Linked DNA regions of Mus musculus: region 1 is linked to region 2. Evidence: chromatin loops called from intact Hi-C (ENCODE). Cell type or tissue: left cerebral cortex. All regions are shown on one strand. Each heading gives the region's core, and the rest is flanking DNA. Links, peaks and the distances in the headings are about the cores only.

What was found. Peaks named below come from ENCODE experiments on the same cell type or tissue, not always from the same donor. Only the 100,000 strongest peaks of a DNase experiment are listed, where the experiment ranks them.
Region 1: it touches region 2 in a loop (4-fold over the local background); 38 of 42 quality-filtered maps call a loop at or near these places.

Annotation. Positions count from the first base shown.
Region 1 is chr14:44,982,922-44,989,369 of GRCm38, forward strand. Ptger2 (prostaglandin E receptor 2 (subtype EP2)) reads left to right here and starts at 5,190. Exons shown (of 2, transcript NM_008964.4): 1 at 5,190-6,448. The coding sequence starts at 6,044. In left cerebral cortex, for the core only: no CTCF peak of the experiment used is centred there; DNase peaks (open chromatin) are centred at 3,420 and 6,213; H3K4me3 peaks cover 706 bases.
Region 2 is chr14:45,128,876-45,137,238 of GRCm38, forward strand. It overlaps Txndc16 (thioredoxin domain containing 16), which reads right to left. Exons shown (of 21, transcript NM_001310534.1): 21 at 5,573-7,098. The coding sequence ends at 6,833. Among named protein-coding and RNA genes, the nearest start is that of Gm34362, 44 kb to the right of the region's middle. In left cerebral cortex, for the core only: no CTCF peak of the experiment used is centred there; no DNase peak of the experiment used is centred there.

The DNA of each region.
Region 1 (6,448 bases), core at 1,449-6,448, 150 kb before region 2:
TGTATGCATGTGGTATACACACTTACATGCAGACAAAATACCCAAACAAATTATATGCATAAATAATAACTGATAGATAAATAAATGTCTGCATTCTAAAGACATCATAGTTGTTTAAAACCAAGAGAGGTCCAATGATACAGCAGGAATATGCTATTCACGATAATGAGTGAGAAATTACTGCCATAGACACCTTGGCTCAGCTTCCCCCAAACGCTGGAGAGTGAGGTGTCAGGGAAGTGTGACAGTGTTCTGTTACCTACTCTCTTCACTCAAGCTTCACTAACCTTCCACACAGTCCACGTGTTAGAATTCTGGTCTGCATCACATTCTCAAAATGTCCTTTTCTGGCCCATTTGTTCGGACCATAACCTGGTTCCAGACTTGGTTTTGCTTCAGGACCCACCTTCCTAAAATCTCACTAGTTTGCTGAAGGCTTATCCAGCCACCCCTGCTGAGTGGCCTGCTTCTGCCTTCCATCCTGCTCCTCTTGATCTCATTTGATCTGATATAAAAGAAGGTGTAAGTTCCACTTATATCTTCCATCTAGAATGAACCAGAAGCTGTAATTCCTGTTGCTTTTTAGTTCACATCAAAGAAAATAAACACTGATTGGATGCTAATATCCACTCTTGGGCGATATCAGTTTGGACCTTTACAAAATACATTGCATTTATTCACGTGTGTGTGTGCGTGTGCGTGTGCGTGTGCGTGTGTGTGTGTGTGTGTGTGTGTGTGTGTGTGTGTGCATTATGTGGCAGTCAGAGGGCAGCTTTTGGGAGGCACTTCTCTCCTTTGAGCATGTAATTCCAGGGATCAAACTCAAGTCAAGAGGCTTGGTGGCAAGAGCCTTTACCCGATGGGCTTGTTGGCCCAGTTTGAGCTTTTCACTGAACCTATAGCCCCTCTTTCACCATCAGCCACAAAAAAAGGCAATCTCTGTAGTGTTAAATTGGGTCTTATGTGAGTTTCTAGTTCCCAGCAACCAAGTACTTAAACACTTTAGTTGTAATTCAATATAGTAACTAAATTGCTGATTTTAATAGGAATTACAGACTGTTGTTTATCTGATCCTGTCTTGCTTTCGGTAGCCTTAGTCGATAGTCTTCTATAATGTAGAACATTTATCATTTGGACCGATTTGCTCTCTTGAAGATACATTTTTTAAGGAAGTTTGCATGTTTAATTTGCTACTCAAATAACAATTTTCAAACTAGGAAGTGAGTGCACCATGAAGTTCAAATGAGAACTCTCTCAGTAGATTTTTTTTAAATGCTTCGGACTAATCCAAACGTTGTTTCTACCTCCTTTGCCTGCCTCGGTGTTCCCGGGAAGCCTTTTGTTTTTCTAATGAGAAGGCAGAGTAGGGCGGAGCAGAGCACTCAGGACACCATCTCTCCTCTTGCCCTGCCTTCACTGCAGGTGGGATGCCTGAACCCTTGAAGAAGCCGAATGGTAAGCTTGGCCTGTGTCTTCCAGCCAAGCAGAAAGTATCATCCAGAAGCCTTGCACAGTAAGGCCAGTGCTTGTCACAAGCGGCATGTTGCACGCGATCTGAAAGGCAGCAGAGAAGCAGCATCATGCTGGCCCTGCTCTAAAGACAAAATGCAAGTCTCTGGGCATGCTGGTGGCTTTCCCACACTCCCTCTGATAGGCTGGCTTATCCTGCTGCATAGGACATCACCTGGACTTGAAGCTCCTCGATCTCCACCAATGGTTTCTTCAAATCTCAAGTCAAGTACATCTTTAGACCATGACGCTTCTTCTGCAGGATACTGATGCCACTAAGACTGGAGGTGCTAAGTAAGACACGTGCACATCCAGTGTGTCCTCAAAGGCTTCATTCAGTCCTTCCTGAGTTCTAGATTACCTTTATGGTTCTGAGGTTGCTATCCTCTATGACAGGAGTTCTTCTCTAACAGGAGTTCTAGCAGGTCCTTAATGAGGTTCAGGCTCAAAACAAGAACCAAGGATAGGGACAAACACTGTAGTCTCTGCTACCAATCCCCACATCATGTAGACAGTGGTTCTCAACCTGTGGGTCACGGCCCTTTTGGGGGTTGCATATCAGATATTCTACATATCAAATATTTACATTACAATTCATAGTAGTAGGAATATTACATTTATGAAGTAGCAATGAAATAATTTTATGGTCGGAGGTCACCACACCATGAGGAATTAAATTAAATGGCCATAGCGTTAGGAAGGTGACAACCACTGTTGTACAACCTAAAGGACTCTTAACTTCTGCAATGAAAAAAATATTCCACATATGAGCTTCTTCGAAGGGGAGTCACTAATAGCTAGAACTATACCTAGAGAAACTTCATTTTTTTTCCCTTTAATAAACTTAGATCTAAACTGTCATGTGGCTACTGGCTAGCGATTGGACAATGAAAGGCTTATAACAATAAAATCTGCATTATTTATCTCTAACAGTGGACCTGTTTCTCTGGCTGAATCTTGACTAGCATAGAAACAAGGGGAAGAGCCTTGCTCCAAAAAGCCAAAGAATAGATCTGACAGAGCTGGAGGATCGCAAGCATCTACCAGCATGTACAAGCATGTACCAGCATGTACAAGCATCTACCAGCAGACCACCTAGAAACTTCCCAGGACTCTGTGGACTGTCGCCAAAACCATCCTTTAAATCTAACCTCTAGTTTTCAGTGACTTCTGTTTGCTACAGTGAATGGTGTGAGCCTTGTGTAGTTTATTACAGGGCACAGATAGTGTTCTTAGAATTCTCTTTGAAAAAAATTATTTAGACATGCATAGATATCAAGAAGTAAAGTTTGAGTGTTTTGAAAGACATAACTCCTGCAAATAGAAACATGCAAGCCCCGGTGTTAGCTTCCTCCAAGTAGTTCTCCTTCCTTTCATGTTTATCTTTGCCTGCCTTTGAAAAATGACCTATGGTAAGTAGCTTCCCTTCCAAAGCCCCTGAGTTACAGATCCATAAAGGAAAATATGAATTTTATATTTCAAGTAATATGTATTAGTCAGAGATCCTCAAAGAAATAGGACCAATTGTATATGTCTTTCTCTTTATGTGTGTTCTGTATACAAAGTCATATGATACACAATGTTTTTGTCAATAGTGTACGTCACACTCAAATAACAAAACTGCCTAGCAACAGCTTTCTCAGTCTGTATTCCAGCCCTTGATTTACATGTGGCTCTCTATGTGTGTCTACTTGTAAAGCCAGTGTTATGTTTGGAAGAAGTCTCAAGACTGAAGAGCTAAAAGTTGAGATTCTAGTCAGCCTGAAAGCCTGAGAATCAGGAATGTCAATGGCGGATCAATGCCCCAAATGAAGCTGGGTATCAACCTTCACCTATATTCCTAGTGCTATTCACTCAGCAACAGACCAGATGGGGCCCACCCACAATGGAGCTGTTATGTGCCTTAGTCAGTCCAGCAATGTGGATGCTAAGTTCTTTAGAACACCTCCCAGATATAGTCAGACATACTGTTTAGTCAGCTCCTGGGCATCCCATGCCTGACCAAGTTGACACACAATTACTAATCACATGGTGTTCCCCAAACACAATGGCTTCATGAACAGGAACTGAAAATTAGCAAAGCTGTATGTCCCAATTCTAAAACTGAGGGTGTTAATATATTTTTCTATTAAGAAATCCTAGACTCTGGATAAACTGAACTTGTACTGGGATGCTGACACTACAATTAGAAATGGGAAGAAGCCACTTTCAAACTACAGAAGATAATTCAATTTACTGAACCGACCTGATGGTCTGAGTAGGTAGAGATGGCAAACTAAGCATCCAGTGAGACTGCTGAAACATGGAACACAGTAGGACTGCTAGCTCTCTCTGTGCAACTACTGGAAACAAACACACAAACAAACAAAAATGCTAATTTGAATATGTTGCAAATGAAATCACGAAGCCCAGAAAAGTAATTACTAAGATATGAACTCCTAAGAATTATACAACTAGCTCTGGTCTTTTTCTTGTGACATATTCACCTTTAAGTAGGGATCACTCACGGAGCCCCAAAGCCACCTGTCCTGTAGACAAACTTCCCTGCACCAGGGAATTCCTTGCTTAAACCCATGTCTGGGGCTTCATAGTGGCTTCTTCCCCCAGGATCCCCAAGACTGTCTCACATGCAGGGAGTGCATACCCTAGGGTCTGAGGGGTTGTTGAGGAAGGGGTATGGACAGAGCTTAGTAATCAGAAACTAGATTGTCCACACACCTCTGTGAGAATCTTCTCACAGTGTGCTACTAAGTTGGGGTAGAGACTAGCAGAAAAAGGCAGAGGGTATAGGGATGAGATCTCGAATTTTCTCTGGTATCCATTAAAGTCAGCAGAGTCATGTCACTCATGTAGTGAAAAGGTAGAGACAATTATATAGAAATAGAGCCACAAGGGGCTTTTGTTATAAGGTGACCATGGAAACAGAAAGGGTATAAAAGCCTTTGGAAAGTAAACACAGTGGAAACAGCATCAGAGTCTTGCCTGTTCTGCTCATTCCCCAACCATGTGGGAGGAGATGGCACAAGATGGACATGGGAGAGTCCACTTTGGGTGGCTGTGTGGAGGACGCTACTGGCCTGCAGTTTACAGCCTGAAAGGAAACTAGAGGAGTTTGACACCCACTGCATCCATGCCCTACAAACTTAGCAATGGAGTGGATAGCTTCAGCTGTGGGAAATGAGCCTGTAGGCCTCCCAAATGGATTCTGCTTCCCGTATTTTGCTAGAAAACCCCTCCAGTCCCCAGGCCAGAAGCATGGTGAGCTAAGTCATGAGAAGCAAGGTGTACTCCATAAATAATCTTTCCATTGCTCTTTCTTTTTACTCCTGGGCAAACCTTTCTTTCTCAGCACACTCTCTTTCTCTGCATGAAATACACTTTTTCTAGTAGTATACCCTTGCCTACGTTGTCTGTCAGGCTGGACTGAGAAAACCAGAAACACTGCTGCATTTTTAACTACTCTGTAACTATGGCAACAAATGATAAATAACTATTTATGCCAGCTTCATTGTGAAACTGGCCAATTACCAAAACACTCCGGGAATAAATCCTTCGAATGGTTAACTGACTGTGGAGAGACGAATGTGAACAATGTATTAACAGATTCTTCAAGATTGAGCCTCAATAGAGAACACTTAAGTGCCATTTGTTTTCCATCTGGGGCCACAAACATGACTCTAGAGGATTACAAGAACAGTTCCTGTTTTGTTTTGTTAGGATTGCTTAAGCAAGTCGTTGTTATAGGAAGGCAAAGGCCACTCTGTGGTGTGCACGGTTCCATTTCTTGGATGGATAGGTTTGCTTTTCAGTTCCTTCCAGTTTTTGTCCCACCTTTGTTGGGTATCTTTCTGGATGTTTTGTGTTTTGTTTTGTTTTAAAGGAAAACAACAACCTCTCTCATATTCTTACTTCAAGTTGTCTTGATGTTTTTGTGCCTCCTCCACACCTCACAGGGCTGGACTCTCTTAACCTCAGTTTGGTGAGTTCCTGTTACCCCAGTCTTATTAAACTGTGCTGGTTCCCAGCCTTCTGCTAGGGCTAAAGGCTTCAGAGCTGAAGTCAGAGGCACTGCAACTTCCAACCCATAGGAAGGAAGACCTTATGGGCCAGCTCAGGGTGAGCGCTGGGAACGCCCCCAGGTCCCTTCTAGAGCCCTGTCAGTGTGTGTCTGCCCTGCCTGGCCCCACGGCAGCAGCTCGCAAGCAATCTAAATTGCTTTCCTGGATTCCACTACTGGACTTGCCCCCTGAAGGCGCTGGAGGGAGCAGCTGCTCTGGCAAGCACCCCCTGCTAGGGCAGGTGAGGCACAGAAGCACCGAGAGCGACCGGATATTGTAGTGAAGAGGCCACTGTACGTACAGGCAGGAGACCCAAACAAGTCTGTCCTTGGTGCGAGTTGGGGGCCGGAAGGGAGCTCTGGATTTCGGTCCCTCCCCTTTTCCCTGCTCTGTCTTGGAGCCCTGGGGCCATCAGACCCTCCGACTGTCTGGTACTTGCCTGGAAGAGATATCATCTCTCCTCCACACCCTCCACCATGGACAATTTTCTTAATGACTCCAAGCTAATGGAGGACTGCAAGAGTCGTCAGTGGCTCCTTTCGGGGGAAAGCCCAGCCATCAGCTCGGTGATGTTCTCGGCCGGGGTTCTGGGGAATCTCATCGCACTGGCACTGTTGGCGCGCCGCTGGCGTGGGGACACCGGGTGTAGCGCCGGCAGCAGGACCTCTATCTCCTTGTTTCACGTGCTGGTAACGGAATTGGTGCTCACTGACCTGCTGGGAACCTGCCTCATCAGCCCGGTGGTGCTGGCTTCATATTCAAGAAACCAGACCCTGGTGGCCCTGGCTCCCGAAAGTCACGCGTGTACCTATTTCGCTTTCACTATGACCTTCTTTAGTCTGGCCACGATGCTCATGCTCTTCGCTATGGCCCTGGAACGC
Region 2 (8,363 bases), core at 1,642-6,641:
TGACAACTAGAAAGAAGTTATAAAACAAAAATCTTGAAATTCTCCAGTTTAACAAGGATTTTCACGCTGTTGAGTTCAGCTTTTGTGTCTTTGTTGAAACATCGAGAACAAAATGACCTAGTGAAATGTGAGTGAAATTTAATCACATGAACAAATGCTTTTGTGGGCAGGGAATGTCGGAGCTACAGTTACGTCTCTAGTTTTCACCTTTACTTAGATTTTGGCTAAGAAACGTTTGGTCTCGTCCCAGATCCCCTAATCCATCCTCTACAGAAATTTTTTGTTGCTTTTTGACTTACCACTTAAATTTGTTTTCCATATCCCCACATCTTAGTCACTGTTCTATTGCTGCAAAGAGTCACAATGACCAAGGCAACTTAAAAAAAAGAAAGCATTTAATTAGGGCAGCGGTTCTCAACCTGTGGGTCACAACCCTTTGGAAGTTGTATATCAGATATCCTTCATAACAGTAGCAAAATTACAGTTATGAAGTAGCATCAAAATAATGTTATGGTTGGGGGTCACCACAACATGAAGAACTATTTTAAAAAGTTGAAGCATTAGAAAGGCTGAGAACCACTGAACTAGGGCTTGCTTACAGTTTGAGGGTAAGACCATGAGCATCATGCTAACAAGAGGTTGGACATGGCTCTGTAGCAGTAGCTTGGATCTTGGCATCCTGATCCACAGGCAGCAGTCAGAGACAGACAGAGACAGAGAGTGGCAGAGAGAGACAGAGACAGAGACAGACAGAGACAGACAGAGACAGACAGGGAGACAGAGACAGAGAAAAACAGAGACGGACAGCGAGACAGAGCAAGGCAGACTGGGCATAGTCTGAACTTTTGACATTTCAAAGCCTACCCATAGTGATATACTTCCTCCAACAAGGCCACACCTAATCTTTTGCACATAATCTACCCAGTGATGGCTAAGCAGTCAAGTATTTAAGCCAATCTGAGGCATTCTCATTCAAACCACCACAGACTAGTTGTCTGATGCCTGCTTTTATTCTCCCCACTCACTTTATCAGTAAGGCCTTCCTTAACAATACTTCTTGAAAACTGAAGGGGGCAACTAAAGTGAGCAGCCACCATGATGGAAGAACCTGAGATGAAGACAATTCAGAATATGTCCTACATGAATAGAATAATCTCTTCGTTCACCTATGAGCAGTTCCAGAAACTAAGAAATCACTTCGAGACAGATTGGTTCCCTAAGGAGACAATTCTGCAGGCCTTGGCTGAGGAACTCAAACTGCCCAAAGAAGTCATCAGCTACTGGTTCTTCAAGCAGCGTCAAAGAGAGATGAGGCACAGATGGTTTTTGATGGGCTACAAGGGTTGGATAACGTGCTGTCACTACTGTACAACAAGAAGGACCACCAGGTAGAAGAACTCCAAGGAGTGCTCTCAGAATGACACTGGACTCCTTGAAGCGTTGGAAGCCTTGAAGAGGCTCAAGCTCTCTTCTGGGTACCAAAGCAGGGATGGCATGTCACAGGATTTCTGACTTTTCAACTTCCTTGTTGGGGCAGGGGTCTGTTGGGATTTGCTTATGGAAGAAGGTACATTAATAATAAAGGTTGCATTCTTAGAATCGAAAAAAAAAACAAAACAAAACAACAACAAAAAAAACCCAATACTTCTTGTTGGTGGTTTGAATACAATTGGCCCATGGGAAGTGACACTATCAGAAGGTGTGGCCTTGTTGGAAGAAGTGTGGCACTGTGGGGGTGGGCTTTGAGGCCCTACTACCTATGTGGAAGACAGTTTGCTCCTGGCTTCCTTTAGATGAAGAAGTAGAACTCTCAGCTCCTCCTGTACCATGTCTGCCTGGACACTGCTATGCTCCCTCCTTGATGATAATGGACTGAATCTCCAAACCTGTAAGCCAGCCTCAATTAAATGTCCTTATAAGAGTTACCTTGGTCATGGTGTCCCTTCACAGCAATAAAACTCAAACTAAGACACTCCCCTGTATCATCTCCATCTCCCTTTGTCTTCTCTTCCTTCAGAGCAGTTGTCACCTGTAAATTTACATATCTCCTATATAACATGTACTGAGTGTTAAACATAAAGGGTCGGTTCTATTTACACTACCCAACAGCTCCAAACACACGACAAACACTCATTATTTTTTGGATCATTGAAGGATAGCTCTCCACTATGCCCCAGATTCACATATCCCATCAAATATTTGACATCTGCCGTTGTGATCAAGTAGGTCTTCAGTCTTAATGTAGACAAAACAGAAATTGGGATTCTTGGCCTACCCAATCTTCTGTATTCTATACCACTCCTGTTTGTGGTTACTAATATCGGAAACTCGAGTCATGGATTTCATCCTTTCCCTCAAAATGTGCATCCAAGTAGCAACGAGGTATTCAGATTTAACTGGTAAAGCACACGCCAATTCCATCCTCTTGGCACCCCTATGGCCATTCCTTAATAGCAATCAGAACACCCTTTGTAATTTTTACATGTTTCTTGGTACAGTTACAATGAGTTCAAATGCCTTGCCATCTATGCTCCCAAAATACTGCATGATTTTTTTTGCCTCTTCCCAGCAGTCCAGTCTTCCTTCTTTCCTGCCCTGCCGTGAGACATGAGGCACACTGGCTCCACTCCATTCTTCAGATAAGTCAACCTTTGCTCAAGTTTTCCAGGCCTTGTTCCTTCTGTGTAGAATGCTCAGTCTCCCTGATCAGGTGCTTGACCATCTTATCCTTCAGTTCTAAACGTATGTGCCACATTGTTAGAGAGGACCGACAGGCCACAGTCATTCTGTATCTCTGTCTTCTACACATCCACCACTGTGCTATCACAACGTTTGAAGTTCCTGCAAGGGATGTTAGTTGTGGCTCTCTGTTGGTTGAGACACTGGGCCTGTGAGATTTCCTGCCTCTCACAGTGGTGAATTTTGTTTTTTTGCCTCTTGGATAAGCCTGGGTCACCAGGGCAGAAAGCCTTGCCAGGTCTCACCCAGTGGGTAATGACTTCAGCTTTGTACAATGTCTGTAGAGGGGAGTGTCCCCCTCCCCCCCACCCCACCCCCCCTCGCTCATAATCTAGGCATTCGGTCAACTGCTGCTTCTTAAAAACCACTGAGGGGGAATCTCCTGCCCCAGTCTTTCTTATGAGAACTTCCTGTCTGTAGAAGGAGTCCAAGTGAATGTGACCAAGTGTCACGTCAGGACAGTTTCTCAACTGATATCCTTTATATACCTGGCACGTGTTCATTTATTTTATTGATGGTGCTGGGTACTCACCATTTAGCTCCCTCCTCATCCTACCTCCCCTATTAACAGGATCTCACTAAGTAGGTGAGGCTGTCCTCTCCTTATTCTCTTCCCTCCACCTCTAGTATTGGGATTACACCAAGTTCTTGTCACTGTCCTTTAAAGAATTAACATTTTCAGTTTCTATCCTAATCCTCTTAGTCTTTTTTGCACGCCTGCCATTGTTCTGGCCTATCTATTGGGGGACATAAAACTAATGGCCTAGGAAGCCAGCGTCCTGTCAAGCACATTAGCATTACTGTATAATGCTAATTATACAGTAATAATAAAGCTATAATAATAAAACAGTCACTGTGAAGTGTTTGTGCTCCTCTAAACTTGAGGTGTTTTCCTTGAAATGCATCTCACTCTGTATAAGTGGGCTCTGGCCTCAGCTTGAAACTGGGGGTAAAGAAAACTGCACAGATAACTGTCCTCTGATCAGTGTTTACTAGGTAGAGTAATAAAGCCCTTGCCAGTACTGTCTGGCAAAACTAACTTATTTGCAGGTAGGGTAAAAATACCAACTCATTTCTTCTTGCTTTGGTGCCTGCCTCCTATTCTTGCCAAGGTGAAACACACCGTGTGTGTTGTTTTTCTATGAAAGGGCTTAACATTCTTTGGAATTCAACTCCTTTGATGGTTTTCCACAATGCCTTAAGAAAAGCTGTGGCTTCTTCTCTCAGCATAAAAGAAAATACAGGGCTGGAGGGATGGCTTGGCCATTAAGAGCACCCGCTGTTCTTGCAGAGGACTTCCATTTGCTACCCAGCACCTACATGACTACCTGGAACTCCAACTCTAGGGCATCCAATGCCCCCTCTTTTAGCCTCCTGCTCTCCCCCATGGTGCACATACTCTCACACAGGCTCACACACTTTTGCATAAATTAAGAATAAAGTCATTTTAAATGAAAATAGCCTTTCAGCTTCCTGCACCTTGGGCTAAAGGACAATTCTCAAGGTGTTCTTGCTTTTTATAACTAAAGGCTGACACGGAGAGTACACATGGAGGGACCCATGGCTCCAGGTGTGTATGTAGCAGATGATGGCCTTGTATGTCATCAGTGGGAGGACAGGTTTTTGGTCCTGTGAAGGCTCGATGCCCCAGTGTAAGGGAATGCCAGGACAGGAAATCAGGAGTGGGTAGGTTGGTGAGCAGAGGGAGGGGAGATGGAATAGGGGGTTTTCAGAGGGGAAAGCAGGAAAGGGGACAACATCTGAAATGTAAATAAAGAAAATATCTAATAAAAAATATTTTATTTTTTTTATTTTTTTATTTTTTTTTAAGATTTATTTATTTATTATATGTAAGTACACTGTAGCTGTCTTCAGACACTCCAGAAGAGGGCGTCAGATCTTGTTACAGATGGTTGTGAACCACCATGTGGTTGCTGGGATTTGAACTCTGGACCTTCAGAGGAACAGTCGGGTGCTCTTACCCACTGAGCCATCTCACCAGCCCATAAAAAATATTTTAAAAGCAGAATCTGAGATGAACTCCAGGAGTTTCAGGAACTGAGCATTTCATTCACAAGGGCTGAAAGCTACAGATTGAGCAGGACTGGCCTGAACATGGTGAGGCAAGAGTCCAACTAACTCCCAGGGAATTAGAGATCACAGGCCATCACAGAGAATGCTTGTCCCTACTGGATCAGGGCACACACGAGAACATATAAGCCACCTGAGAGAAAAGCATTTGGGCACCTCAAAAGCAGGCGAGATGATGTGGCAAAGGGCCTAAAAAGGCGTGACAGGTAACAACACGTGACAGTGCCATCTACGACTTTCGACTTCCCTGTCTCTCTCCACACTAATGCTCCAGTTTCATCTTGAGCAATTTTGGTTATTCTGTGAGTTTACTTCTTTCGTGCCGAGGAATTCTTGTCAGGGCTGTGACTTAAAGAACTTAGCCACCCCCTAGCCAAGGCTTTCCCTGAACTCTCCTGATCTTCACTGATGGAAAACCTGTTGAGCTACAATGCACGTACTATGCAAGTCACATATGCATGTAATGAACAAAGAATGTAATGAACAATATAACCCACAATGAGAAATACAGCAGAGCACCAACTCTCAACAAAGTCCTCGGACAGTGCACAGTGCAAAAGTGAGCCAGAGCCACTGCAAATACGTCAACCCAACAGCTTATGATTCCAGACGAAGAATTAACTGTTGGATGATTCGTATTCTCATTATAAGGGCAAGTCCTATAGCCCAAGAAGACCATTTGCTTTTCCCCAAGCTGAAGGGGTAGATTTCATACATGACTCAGATAAGGCAGCCTCTTTTTGCTAGGAGACAGTAACACAATATTTAATTCCTATTTAATCTGAAACTTAGCATTCTAACTTAGAGAGATAAGGGCTCACTTAAGACTCCCTTATAATCCACAAATACGTATATAGAAAGTTGCACTTATAGACTTAAAATGTACAGATATGTATATTCAGAGAAGTGCACACACAGATTTACATACATTGTAAGTCCTTTTGAAGAGACTTTTATTGCTTCTTCAAAGTATAAAAATTGTGGCTGGAGAGATGGCTCATCAGATAAGAGCACTGGCTCTTGCAGAGGACCCCAGTTTGGTTCCTAGCATCCACAAGGCAGCTTACTCTATCCACAACTCCAGTCCGCAGGCATCCAATGCCCTCTTCTGTTCTCTGTGAGCACCAGGAATGCATGCAGTACATTTAATGCACACAGGTCAAACACTCAAACATGTACAATGCAAAAGAATATTTTTTTTAAAATGACTTTTAATAGTCAGGATATGAAAGCCACTCATTTTTAATGTCCAAAGATTTACAAACACAGTAACTAGACGGAAGATATGCAGATCCCACTGTGCTACAGGCTACTACAAGGTTGCTAATTATGCAACCTTGGTGACTAATGACATTAAAAGAAAGACAATTCTTTGATGGAGGATCCATCTATTCAGTGTAGAGTGGTTGGGTGTAGGGGCACCTCAACCTCTGTCCTGTAGATGCCAATAGTATCACTAAATCAAAATATTAAAACTGTCTCTTCATCTTGCCAAATATCCTGGAAAGTACTGGTTTTAATATGGCTACAAGAAAATAAATACAAACGCCAGTTATGATTCAACCAGAGAGTCAACGGTGATTCAGTGGAGTTACATCCCAATTTGATTCAAATGCACAGGATGGCTAGACCCAGGTCAAGCACACTGGTGTTTGTCTGATAGTGAACTGCCCTATACAACTGTCATGTACCACCTATGGCAAATAAGCCCTCAAAAACGGATCTCCTTAGTGAGGAAAGGCATTAAGTGTGAAATGGACTGTATTTTGAAGACTTCACATTAAAAAGTAAATGTCAACATTTTCGTAGTAATTAAGCTGTCTGGGGTTTATCTGCTCGGTTTACGGTTTTTAAGAGTAACTACTAAGAAATTTTACATGTCATTTGTATCACAAGCCCATTCAATGGCACTTGTCTAGAGATGGCATAATTTAGTCCTGTTCCTTTACAGATTTGATCTCGGGTTTCCTGTGCCACAGAGAGGCCATCCCACGAGGCCCGCTCATAACTCCTTGTCGTGGTGAAAAGGCTCCTGTGTGTCTTTGGGCCAGTTGGCAGTGTTCCAGCGCTTTATTCTCAGCATTTCGACCGGCTCTCTCCTGGCTGTTGATCTGTCTCCAGGCTGCAGCTCAGCACTCTCCTGCACCTCTGCTTCTTTCTGACACTCTAGAACTTTCTTCGTGGGAGCTTGGGATGTAGGAGCGTCCATCATATTCAGAAAATCAAAGGCAGGAAGAGGAGGTTTCCATTCCTGGGCAGACAAGACTGCTGGAAAAAAAGAGACAACCAAGAGTTTAGTGATTAACAGAGATGAAATCACCGTATGAATACAGCTAGGAAGTATTTTATTTTGAAATACATATTCATAGGAGGTCCTTATCAGTTGTCTGCTGATTAAACCCTTTGCATACTAAAACCATTTGCATTTGTGGTGACGGAAGGAGGCCATCTGCACACTTTCCCACATGCATGCAGAGGCCAGGGGAGAAGCCTATTTATTGCTCTCTGTCTTACTTTTTGAGTGAGAGCCTCTCTCACTGATGATGAAGCTGACTTACAATTTTGGCTGGCCAGCAAGCTCCTAGCATCTGCCTGTCTCCATCCCTCAGCACTGGGGTTAGCTTTTCTATAGGTCAAGGGGATTTGAACTCAGATCTCTTGCTTTTACATTCATGCTCTACTTATTTTTATATAGTGATTAAGTGTTAATAGGAACAATCAATCAATCAATCAATCAATAAGGGGATTAAAAAGCATCAAACAGTAATACGTAGAATAAGCTTACAGATAGGCAGGTATAAGTTAAAATATCAAATTTTTTGCTCCCTTCCTGTGGTGGCTTGAATAGGTATAGCTCCAAAGACTCAAGTGTTTGAATACTCTGTCACATTTTTTATGCTTAGTCATTTTTATTGGATATTTTATTTATTTACATTTAAAATGTTATCACAGTTCCCGATTTCCACCCCCAGAAACCTATCTCCCCCCTGCCCCGCTTCTATAAGGGTGTGCCCCCACCCACCCACTCACTCCCACCCTTGCATTCCCCAACACTAGGGCATCAAGCCTTCATGGGACCAAGGGCCTTTTCTCCCATTGATGGCTGACAAGGCTGTTTTATGATTTTTTTTGACACAGGGTTTTTCTATGTAATGTCCTGGAACTCACCCTATAGAACAAACTGTCCTCAAACTTATATTGATCCACCAGCTTCTGCCTTCTGGGTGTTGGGATTAAATATTTGTGCCATCATACCATGCAAAAAAGATTTAAAAAAAAAAAAAGACTGGAATAGGGTGGTGTCTTTGTTAAGGTTCTAATGCTGTGAAGAGACAACATGACCATGGCAACTCTTAATCTGGGCTGGCTTACAGTTACAGAGGTTCAGTCCATTATCATCATGGTGGGAAACATGGCAGAGTGCAGGCAGACATGGGGCTGGAGAAAGAGCAGAGAGTTCTACATTTGGATCTGAAGGCAGGAGGAGACTGTGTGTCAAACTAGGCAAAGCTTGAGCATAGGAGACCTCAAAG